Regions from separate parts of the Homo sapiens genome. Here region 1 is linked to region 2. The links are chromatin loops, found by intact Hi-C in ENCODE. Cell type or tissue: OCI-LY7. All regions are shown on one strand. Each heading gives the region's core, and the rest is flanking DNA. Links, peaks and the distances in the headings are about the cores only.

Region 1 (5,385 bases), core at 253-5,252, 270 kb after region 2:
GTAATACCTGACCATGATTAGCACCATTGCACTCCAGCCTGGGCAACAAGAGTGTACAATCAATATGCGCTGGGTAGTACAATCAATTCAGTTGCTCCAGGAAAAATAAAGCCCCACTTTTAAGGTGAAATTAAGTATAATGTTAGGCTTTTTTAAAGCTCTTAAAAACTCTAAATTCCATGTAACATCTCCACAAAAGCCTATTGCTTATTGACTTTTCTTTTTTTTTTTTTTGACATGAAGTCTCACTCTTGTCCCCCAGGCTGGAGTGCAATGGCATGATCTCAGCTCACTGCAACCTCTGCCTCCCAGGTTCAAGCAATTCTTCTTAGCTTCCTGAGTAGCTGGGATTACAGGTGCCTGCCACCATGCCCAGCTAATTTTTGTATTTTTAGTAGAGACGGGGTTTCACCATGTTGGCCAGGCTGGTCTTGAACTCCTGACCTCAGGTGATCTGCCCTCCTTGGCCTCCCAAAGTGCTGGGATTACAGGCGTGAGCCACCGTGCCCGGCCGCCTATTGACTTTTCATTGCATTCTACATTTGGACAGGTTTTATATTGAGTTTCACGGAGGTATGATTATAAAACTGCATCATTACTAGTGATGTCACTGCATTGCTTACTACCTTTCTCATTAAAATGATCTATTATTTGAGATTATATTAGACGAGCCTGTGTGGACCTACACTTCTATGGAAAAGGGGCTTTCTCATTTCCAGATAAATCGATTAACAAATGAACCTTCTGAAAACTTGCTTGTGTAAGGAATTCAAATTAAATTTATTCTGTGAATACCTGTCAATATTTCTAATCAACTGGCTGGCTTGAGGTGATTTCTTATAAGAAAAATAACCAGGGATCATCTTCATAATCACTATGGTAGATTGCAAGAGATGGCATCCGGATGGGGTCTTTGCTATCAGCCTGCGGATGCCCTTCAGCAGCACCTGTCCCATCGCAAGACTTCCGTGAGGCTCCAGGGCTCAGCTCCAAGGAGGGCGGGATCCTTCCTGATACTCAGGCTGAACAGCAATGGAGGCAAAGAAAAATTAAGAGCTTGACCGGAAATAGGGGAATCCCTACACAAAAGAAGGAAGTTTGAACACAATAAGAAATGAAATGAGTTCCACGGAAAGGAAACAGGAGCTCTGCTGTGTTGATATAGAGCCTAGAGAGAGAAAAAAAAAACTGCTCTGGATTTTCCCCCAACAGTAGGAGAAATCTGTGCAACCTCCAGCCAGCTGCAGGTGAGGCTAGTGCCTGTCGTCAGGCTGGGGAATGACCTGAAAGCATGGTCAGTCAGTTCAACGTGAAGCTGATATGCCAGAAGAGCGAGCACCTGGCAGGCCTGAACTTACAGCTCTAAGGTCCAGCTCCACCAAGGACACCTCCGTAAATGGAATGTATGACTCTCATCACAGCCAGACTGACAGTACTTGGAGCCAGACTGACAGTTGTCAGTTGTCAGTCCTGGCTTGACCACTCCCTAGCTCTGTTACCCGGACAAGGTGCTTTCCTTCAAAGCACTAGTTTCCTCTTTCATAGGGTGGGATACTAGAAGTGCCTACTTCATATAGAGTGTACAAAGGATGAATCACAAATGAATATAGCACTTAGTGCTGGGTAAATGTCAGCATGGTTATGATGAGGACTGCTGGTAATACACTCATTCCATTCAGTAATTAGCAGAGGGGCTGGGGCAGAAGGAAGAATAAATAAGGCATAACTCAAAGACCTTACAGTCTGGCCAAAACAAGAGTCCCCTTCCTATGATGAGTGATGGGGGGTGTGCACTCCTAGAGAGGCACCTAGAAGGAAGAGAGTAAACATTTCCATAAGGTGGGGTCACTCAACCTGGCAAATGAATTCAGAGTTTTTTCAGGTGGAGACGATAAGAGAAGCAGTGTATATGAACACTTAACTTATGACAAAGATGGCGTTCTAGAGCACTGGGAAAATGGTCATCTTTACAGTAAATTATTCCAAAACAATTGGATATTCATATAAGACAATATATTAAGCTAGGACATGATCGAAAACACAAACTTGGGCTATCTGAATCAAAGAGAAGGTGTGGTCACTCTACCTGCAACCACCTACCTATAATTTCCCTCTTAGGCATATACCCCACAGAAATGCTTGCACAGATGTTACAAGAGATGGACACAGGCATGCATGTAGCAGCATTATTCATGACCGCCACCAGCTGGCAACAACACAAATGTCCACCAACTCCACGATGGATGAATACATCGCAGCGTATCCCTACAATGGAAGACAGCACGCGCAGTCTTTATTGCCAAAGCTCTATGAGAAGTCTTTCTATCCAGTAACATGAAGTCCTCCAATGTTGTTCTTCAAGTTTGTTTTGTTATTCTTGGCACGTCCATTTTCGCAGTAATTTTAGAATCATTTTGTGAATTTCCCAAAAACTTAAGTGAAAGAACACACACAAAAAGATCATTCTGTGTATCTTCATTTATATAAATGGCCCCTCAAATAGGAAGAACTAGACTAATAATGTTTAGAGATACAAGTTCACAGAAATAACCACAAAGAAAGGTGAGGATGCTGTTGCCTTGAACGTGGGATCTAGAAGGGAGGGGAAGCAGTGACTGATGCTGGCTGCTGGCTGTGACTTTTCTCCTGACATGAAGAGAGGTTGCAAGTATTCGCTCTGCGATAGTTCACTAAGCTGTACATTTGGTTTCATGGGGTTTTTTTTTTCCTCTAAATGTGCTTTATTTGACAATAATGTTTTTAATCTGTGGATATAAAATTTAAAAGTTTTGTCCTAAAAGAGACATCATAAAGTGATAAGATGACATGTAAGACAGGGAAGATATTTGTAAAACATAAAACTGATAAATGATTATTGTGCAGAATAAATAATGAATGCCTATAAATCGATTAGCAATATACAGTCAGGGTCAAGGATGAACCACATATATGATGATAATCCCATAGGATTATAATGGAGCTGGAAAATTCCTATCACCTAGCAGTGACGCCATAGCCATCTTCACGTGGCATAAGACATCGTGGTGGTGCTGGTGTAAGCAACCTACCATGCTGCCTGTTGTATAAAAGAGTAGCACATACAATTACGTACAGTACATGGTACTGGCTTATATATTTATAACACCCTGCTTTTAATCATTATTTCAGAATGCACTCCTTCTACACACACACACACACACACATATGTGTATATATACATATATATATATATATACATATATATATATATACATATATATATATATATATATATATATATATATATATATATATATATTTAAAGTTAATTGTAAAACAGCCTCAGGCAGCTCCCTCAGGAGGTATTCCAGAAGAAGGCACTGTCATCATAGGAGATGACAGCTCTATGCATGTAATTGCCCCTGAAAACCTTCCAGTGGGACAGTTATGTGGAGGTGGAAGACAGTGATATAGATGATTCTGACCCTGTGTAGGCCTAGGCTAATGTGTGTGTTTATGTCTTAGTTTTTAATAAAAAAGTTTAAAAAGTTAAAAAAATTGAAAATTTTAAAATAGAAAAAAGCATATAGAATGAGAATATAAAGACAAAAATATTTGGTACAGCTGTACAATGTGTTTGTGTTCTAAGTTAAGTATTATTACAAGAGTCAACTTTTTAAAAATTAAAATGTTTATAAAGTAAAAAAGTTAAAGTAAGATAAATTTATTATTGAAAAAAGGTGTTTTTGTTTGTTTGTTTTTGTTTTTTCGAGACAGAGTCTCATTCTGTTGCCCAGGCTGGAGTGCAGTGGTGCAATCTCTGCTCACTACAACCTCTGCCTCTCGGGTTCAAGCAATTCTCATGCCTCAGCCACCCGAGTAGCTGGGATTACAGGCATGCGCCACCACACTCAGCTAATTTTTTTTTTTAATTTTTTCTATTTTTAGTAGAGATGGGGATTCACCATGTTGGCTAGGCTGGTCTCGAACTCCTGGCCTCAAGTGATCTGCCCGCCTCGGTCTTCCAAAGTGCTGGGATTACAGGTGTGAGCCACTGCACCCAGCCAGGAAAATGTTTTTATAAATGTAGTATAGTCTCAGTCTCAGTGTCCAATGTTTATAAACTCTTCACAGTACAGTACTGTCCTAGGCCTTCACACTCACCCACCAGTCACTCATTCACCCACTCAGAGCAACTTCCAGTCGCTCAGGCTCCATTCATGGTAAGTACCGTATCTTTTTTTTTTTTTTTTTTTTTTTTGAGACAGAGTCTTGCTCTGTCAACAGGCTGGAGTACAGTGGCATGATCTCAGCTTACTGCAAGCTCCACCTCCCAGGTTCAAGCTATTCTCCTGCCTCAGCCTCCTGAGTAGCTGGGACTACAGGGGCTCGCCACCATGCCCAGCTAATTTTTGTATTTTTATGGGGTTTCACCATGTTGGTCGGGACGGTCTCGATCTCTTGACTTCGTGATCTGCCCACCTCAGCCTCCCAAAGTGCTGGGATTACTGGTGTGAGCCACCGCACCCAGCCACCATTTTTATCTTTTATACCCTATTTCTACTGTACCTTTTCTACATACTAACCATTGCATTATAATTGCTTACAGTATTCAGTACACTAGTACAGTCACATTCTGTGCAGGTTTGAAGCCTAGGAATAATAGGCTATCCCATATAGCCTAGGTGTGGAGTATGCTAGGCCATCTAGGTTTGTGTGAGCACATGCTATGATGTTCACACAATGACAAAGTCGCCTAACAACGCATTTCTCAGAATGCATCTTGGACATTAAGCAACACATGACTGTGTATACACATACATACATACACACATGTATGTACATGGATGTACATACTGACATGAATATATACATTTGTGTACATGCATATATGCACATACCTATATATACATTCATATATATAAATTAGACAAAATCCTGGGCAGTCATCACAGAACAGGAAAGATACCTACCAAATAAATATATGAAACCATGTACAGTATTATTAAAAGTCCAAGAAATACAAATTATAATTGAGGGGAGATGCCATTTTACTCTTCCTAGACTGGCCAAATTCAAAGTTCTGGTGACAAAGGAAAACAGAGCAGCCTGGAGAAGTGGCTGATCCAGGCAGGTGAATGAGCCTGGGTATCTTGTACCAAAGGGCAAGGCGGTTAGTAAAGACCACAGTACTGGGCACAGTAGCTCATGCCTGTAATCCCCGCACTTTGGGAGGCCAAGACAGGCAGATCACTTGAGGTTAGGAGTTCGAGACCAGCCTGGCCAACATAGTGAAACCCCGTCTCTACCGAAAATACAAAAATTAGCCAGGCGTGGTCGTGGGCGCCTGTAATCTCAGCTACTTGGGAGGCTGAGGTAGGAGAATCTCTTCAACCTGGGAGGCAG
Region 2 (5,385 bases), core at 246-5,245:
TGAATGACATTGCTATGAACATCCATGTTGAAACCTTTTTGTGGATGTATGTTTTCATTTCTCTTGGATAGATACCTAGGAGCGAAATTACTGGGTTATATCACAAGTATGTACATAACTTTTTAATGAACTGCCAAACTGTTTTCAAAAGTGACTATGCCAACCCAGCTGGATTTTTAATTCCTTCCAGATATGAAGTGTGCCATGGGTCTTATTTTACGATCAGCTCCCTCACTGCCATTACTCACTCCTGCCTCCCTACAGAGCCCAAGGCCATGCGGTAGGTTTGGAGAAACTCACATTCCTACCAACCAGCTGGATTAACACACTCCCTAGAAACATGTAGCTTGTTTCCTGGGCTGAGCAAGTGTGGTCCTGTCAGAGATGTTTGTGCTCTACAAGAGCATGTGTCGAAGTAATTGATTTAGTGTCTGATGCACTCTCCCTGAAGAGTGGCTGAATTACAAGCTCTCCAAATCCAACTGATCCCTCACATGACTCGTTGGGGACCACAAGGAGGACAGTGGGGCTGGGAGGCTCATTGGGAGTGTTCACTTCTTTCTTTTGCTCCACTATGATAGGAGATTCTGCAACTTTTTTGCAGTTACATCTATTGTTAAAGAAAAAATTATTCAATGACACTTGTGAAAGCACATAAGGAGCCCTCAAGATAGGCATTGGGACCACGGCAATGGGGTTTTGCAGATGGGGAGAGATTAGGTTCAACTCTGAACATGACATATGCAAGTGGGAATTTACAGCCAAGGAGCACGGTGGGGGCAGTGGATGGAAACCACTAAGGGAAATCCTCAGGGTTAAAAGGGATTCTGGCTAAACCAACCTACCAGGATTCTAGCTGAAAACAGGCCAGGGTGATCAGACAGCACCCGGGGGGGTGGAGGATGAGAAACCTGATTAGATATCAAGGGCGATCAGGTATTGAAGGTGTAGCATTTTTGCCAACTGATTTAGTGGGTTCTCTGCTCAAACTGGGTTTTACAAGAAAGTGCTCAGATGGGCCTAGAGGTTTTAGAAGGCTGACTAGTGTTCAGTCAAGCAGAGAGTCTTTGCCACTATCGGCTTGAAAATGGTGAGACCCAAAACACAGAAACATGGCACACGTGGTGGGAGTTATGAGCTCAGAAGGCCAAAGGGAATCCTTCTGGGTGCCCCCAGGAGTCTAGACCCAGAGGACTAGAGTCTGCACCAAGAAAGCCTTTTGCTTGTGTTGCCTTTAGAGAAGAGGAGACCAGCTGGGCAGCACCGCCCCTCCTGGGTTACGTGCAGCTGAGACACTTGTATCCCGGCAGTGAGCCCCGGCCATCTTGATGGCCGATTCCTTGTTCCAGACCGGGGCCTGTTCTCTTGGGATTGTTCTTGCAGGACCCAATATGCACAGTGAAGGAAAAAGTAAGTGTGGAGGAGTGACTGCAAAACCCGCCAGGTCTGATGGGGAGCATGACCCAGAAGCTGAGCCTCAAGGCTCCCAGCACTGTTGTTTCCGGAGTTCCTCTGATGTCCCTGAGCTCCTGGCTCCCCATCTGAAAATGAGGGCGAACATTCCCCTTTCTGCCTCACAGTGTGAAGGTCAGTCACATGGTGTGTGAAAAACCCTTGTCACCTGTAAAGGGGCTCTCAGTGGAAGTGACCTGTGCATTCCTGCAGCCAGAATCAAGCCCGGCACTCCTCAAACCTGCCAGATGATAAGAACCCCTTGGACAGATGCTCACATGACCAGCCTCATCCTTGGAAATGCTCATCAGTGGTTGTGGGTTGAGGCATGGGAATCAGTGCTGAGTAAGTTCCCTAGGGTAATTCTTCTCCTCGGTGGCTGGGGAAACATGGACTATCTGATCGGGTGGTTCTCAGGCTTGTCTGCGATGACCTGGGGGAAGATAACAAAGAGAAAGACTCCATTTTTTATGTTTGACCACTGATGGCTTTCAATCCGTTATCTTTCCCTCCCGCTGGAACCACATCCAGGCAAGTTGATGAGAACATTGATGCCTTCTCCCTGGGTGCCTGAGTGCCCGTGGGGAGTTCAAATCCTGGCCTCTGTGCAGGAACCCTCAACCTGGCTGGCTCACTTTTAACCACAGTAAGAACCAATGCTACTGCCATTGCACCTACTTTATTTTCTCAAGCCCCCTGGACTGTATGGAGCCCAACTTGATCTCCCAAGAAAGTCACATTATGTGACCCTTTTCACAACCTAACAATGGAAGGGACCAGTCTGGGCAGCCTAACCAATTTTGGATGGCGGTTAATCCCACCCTCCATGGGGCACCTGCATGACAGGGGGCTTCAAAGGTCAATGCCTGGCCTGCAGAGTCAGATGTGAGCATCTGGGAGGCAGCCTGGCCATCAGTTTAAAGGTTCCTGGGTGATCCCTGGTGATTGCTGGGTGCAGTGGGGACTGAGGACGTGGGTCTCATTCTCCTCACGTCCCATCCAGTTGACTGTAGCTTTCTCTTAGCTGGCCTTGCCTCAGCCTGGTGAGAGCAAAGTCTGTGCATTTTTTGTTACCTTTCTATTCCCGGATCTTAGCTGAAATGCAGGCGCTGCTTAATTGACAGAAAGAAATGAAAAGGAATTGAATGCTTAGAAACAGTGATCGCATATCAGCCAAGTATACAACAAGAGTCAGGCCTCCCCCACTTTGACACTTTCTCCTCTCTATTGCTATTCATTTTGGGGACCTTTGGGGTAAAACTGCATGTTAAAATGTAAGGAATAAGACTCCAGCTGAGGAATAGGATTTTCACACCTAGAGTTTTTAAAAAATGCAACAGAGTCCGGTATCAAACTCTAAACAGAAACTGGATCGGGGATTCTTTAGAAGGGATTCCTAAAATGGGTGGCCCCAAGCCTAAACGACTTCAGTGGAATCTTCCAGTCTTGCATTCACCGTTACCAGCTGTTTGTAATGGGAGAGATTCAGTGACTCTTATCGGGCACTAGATGGCGATCAGGCATCAATAAGGCCCAACAACCGCCTCGGACCTGGGACCTGGGATTGGCTCCTCCAACCCTGGCCGCCACCCTGGGAAGTGGCCATTGTCATCTTGATTGTCTGTGGGAGACCAGTGAGGCTGGCGGTGGGGATTAGAACTTCACCCAAGGATCACACCCTCCTTCAACCCTTCCTGTGCAGCAGGTTTTACATTCATGTGCAGTGACCGCAGCCGAGGATGTGGGGCACAGCCCGTGAGAGAGACCAGGAGGTCAGCAGTGGTGGGAGTGTTGTGTGCAGTGCAGCCAGGGACCACGGAACGGGTCTCTGTGGCCGCTGGACCCTGCCCCACGGGCCTCAGGGAGGAAGAGCTCTTGAAGGCCGAGAAGGGGCTGTGCTCTAAGCCTGCTGCCCAGGCCTACCCTGCAGCCCCCAGGATGGTTTTCAGGATGCCTCTAATAACACCCATGTCACTCTTACCACTGGCCAAGCACCATTTTGAGCACTTTCCACAGATCAATGTATTTAATCCTCACACAAGCACAATGGGCTGGGTACTACCATCATTGTCATTCTATAGATGAGGAAACTGAGGCACAAGGAAATTACAAAGTTTGTTCAAAGTCATTTGTAGACCAAAAAAGAAAAGAAAGAAAAATTCTGAGCCCTTCAACCATCTAAATGGACCCCTCCTCTCTGCAAGGACATTCCAAAGCTAACCTGAAAAACTAGTTCAGGCCATGATGGGAGGCAGGGGTCAGAGGTCAGACATGCCTCATTATGCCCTCCTCCCTTTTGGAATTACTGATAGAACATTTACAGTGTATTCTCTCTGAAGCCTGCCACCTGGAGGTTTCACATGCATGATTAAATCTTGGTCTTCACAACCCTTTATCTTAACCCAGACATTCCTAAGTCCTCTGACAATAACTTAACTCTTTCAACCAATTGCCAGTCAGAAAATCTTTGAATCTGCTGATGATCTGGAATCCTCCTCCACTCCAAGCCCTGCAGCTTCCAGTTGACCCACCTTTCCGGACAGAACCAATGTTCATCTTACATGAATTTGATTGATGCCTATGTCTACCTAAAATGTATAAAACTAAACTGTCCCTGATCACGTTGGGCACATGTTCTCAGGATCTCCTGAGGGCTGTGTCATGGGCCATTGGTCACTCATATTTGGCTCAGAATAAATCTCTTCAAAGATTTTACAGAACTTGACTCTTTTCATCAACACATTCAACAAGTAGGTGACAGAGATGGGATTATGCTATTTTTTGAGACAGTTTCACTCTGCCACCTAGGCCGGAGTGCAGTGGCGCAATCTCGGCTCACTGCAACCCCACCTCCAGGGTTCAAACAATTCTCCTGTCTCAGCCTCCCAAGTAGCTGGGATTACAGGTGCACGCCACAAAGCCCGGCTAATTTTTGTTTTTTTTAGTAGAGATGGATTTTCCCCATGTTGGCCAGGCTGGTCTTGAACTCCTGATCTCAGGTGATCCGCCTGCCTCAGCCTCCCAAAGTGCTGAGATTACAGGCGTGAGCCACCGTGCCCAGCTGAAAAATGTTTTAGATAAATTTTGTTCAATTGAAAAAAAAAAAAACAAAAAAAACAACTTATTACCTCTTCAGACCTCCTTGAGATGAAGCAACTGACTCCCTCTCACAGGAAATTTCTATGACAGTCAACAAAAGCTGTCAAATTGCCTGCCTTTGTTCTTTGAGAAATTAGAACAGCCTCCAATGCCTGCAGGTTACATTTCCAACCAGTGACTCATTTCATTGAGATGGGTTCTTTTTCCTGCAACGATAGCAAGTTTGTTATACTAGTTGGGTCTTGGTGAGAACACTGACTAGGAACCAAAAAGAATTCCACAGCCCAGGACAATTAGGTCAAGCCATGAAAGCCCTTTAATTCTGGTAAAACCCCCTCAAAGGGGCATGTGAACGTAAGTCTTCACAGCCCTCTGGCGCCAGCACAATGGCAAAATCACTCCACCCAGAAGCACTTGGCCCCCAGCTGGGACGTTCTGGGTTCAGCCTGGCTCCTTGTCCCAAAGGTCCCTGGTTGGCACAGTGGGGCTCTGCACCATCTATCTGGTCCTCTCCAGGGATGGCAGGCATGAGGCGGCATGGGCAGCCTCCTGTGCCGGGAGACTCTGGCTTGCAAGTAGAAATTAAATTCATGTCTTTTGCTGTTGGTGTTATTTGGATACAAAATATCGTCTCTTTCAAATTAAGTTTTAAAGCATCGAATTTTAAACTACTGGCAAGATAGTGTGAAAACTACAGTGATTAGAAGGGCTTGGAACTATTCTCAGATTTTAGCTAAAATGTCACTTTCTTAGGGAAGCCTTTTGTGGCCATGCCTTCCCGATCCCTCCGTCATTCAGTCAAGACCTTCTGAAATGCCCTCCAGCACCACCGTC

The links. A loop is a pair of places that touch in the nucleus more often than their neighbours do. Peaks named below come from ENCODE experiments on the same cell type or tissue, not always from the same donor. Only the 100,000 strongest peaks of a DNase experiment are listed, where the experiment ranks them.
Region 1: it touches region 2 in a loop (11-fold over the local background); 7 of 110 quality-filtered maps call a loop at or near these places.

Annotation. Positions count from the first base shown.
Region 1 is chr2:234,404,088-234,409,472 of GRCh38, forward strand. No RefSeq gene overlaps it. Among named protein-coding and RNA genes, the nearest start is that of LINC01891, 48 kb to the right of the region's middle. In OCI-LY7, for the core only: CTCF peaks have their summits at 2,195 (motif pointing left) and 2,397; a DNase peak (open chromatin) is centred at 2,194.
Region 2 is chr2:234,132,884-234,138,268 of GRCh38, forward strand. No RefSeq gene overlaps it. Among named protein-coding and RNA genes, the nearest start is that of SPP2, 85 kb to the left of the region's middle. In OCI-LY7, for the core only: CTCF peaks have their summits at 2,961 (motif pointing right), 3,787 (motif pointing left) and 3,986; DNase peaks (open chromatin) are centred at 2,968 and 3,788.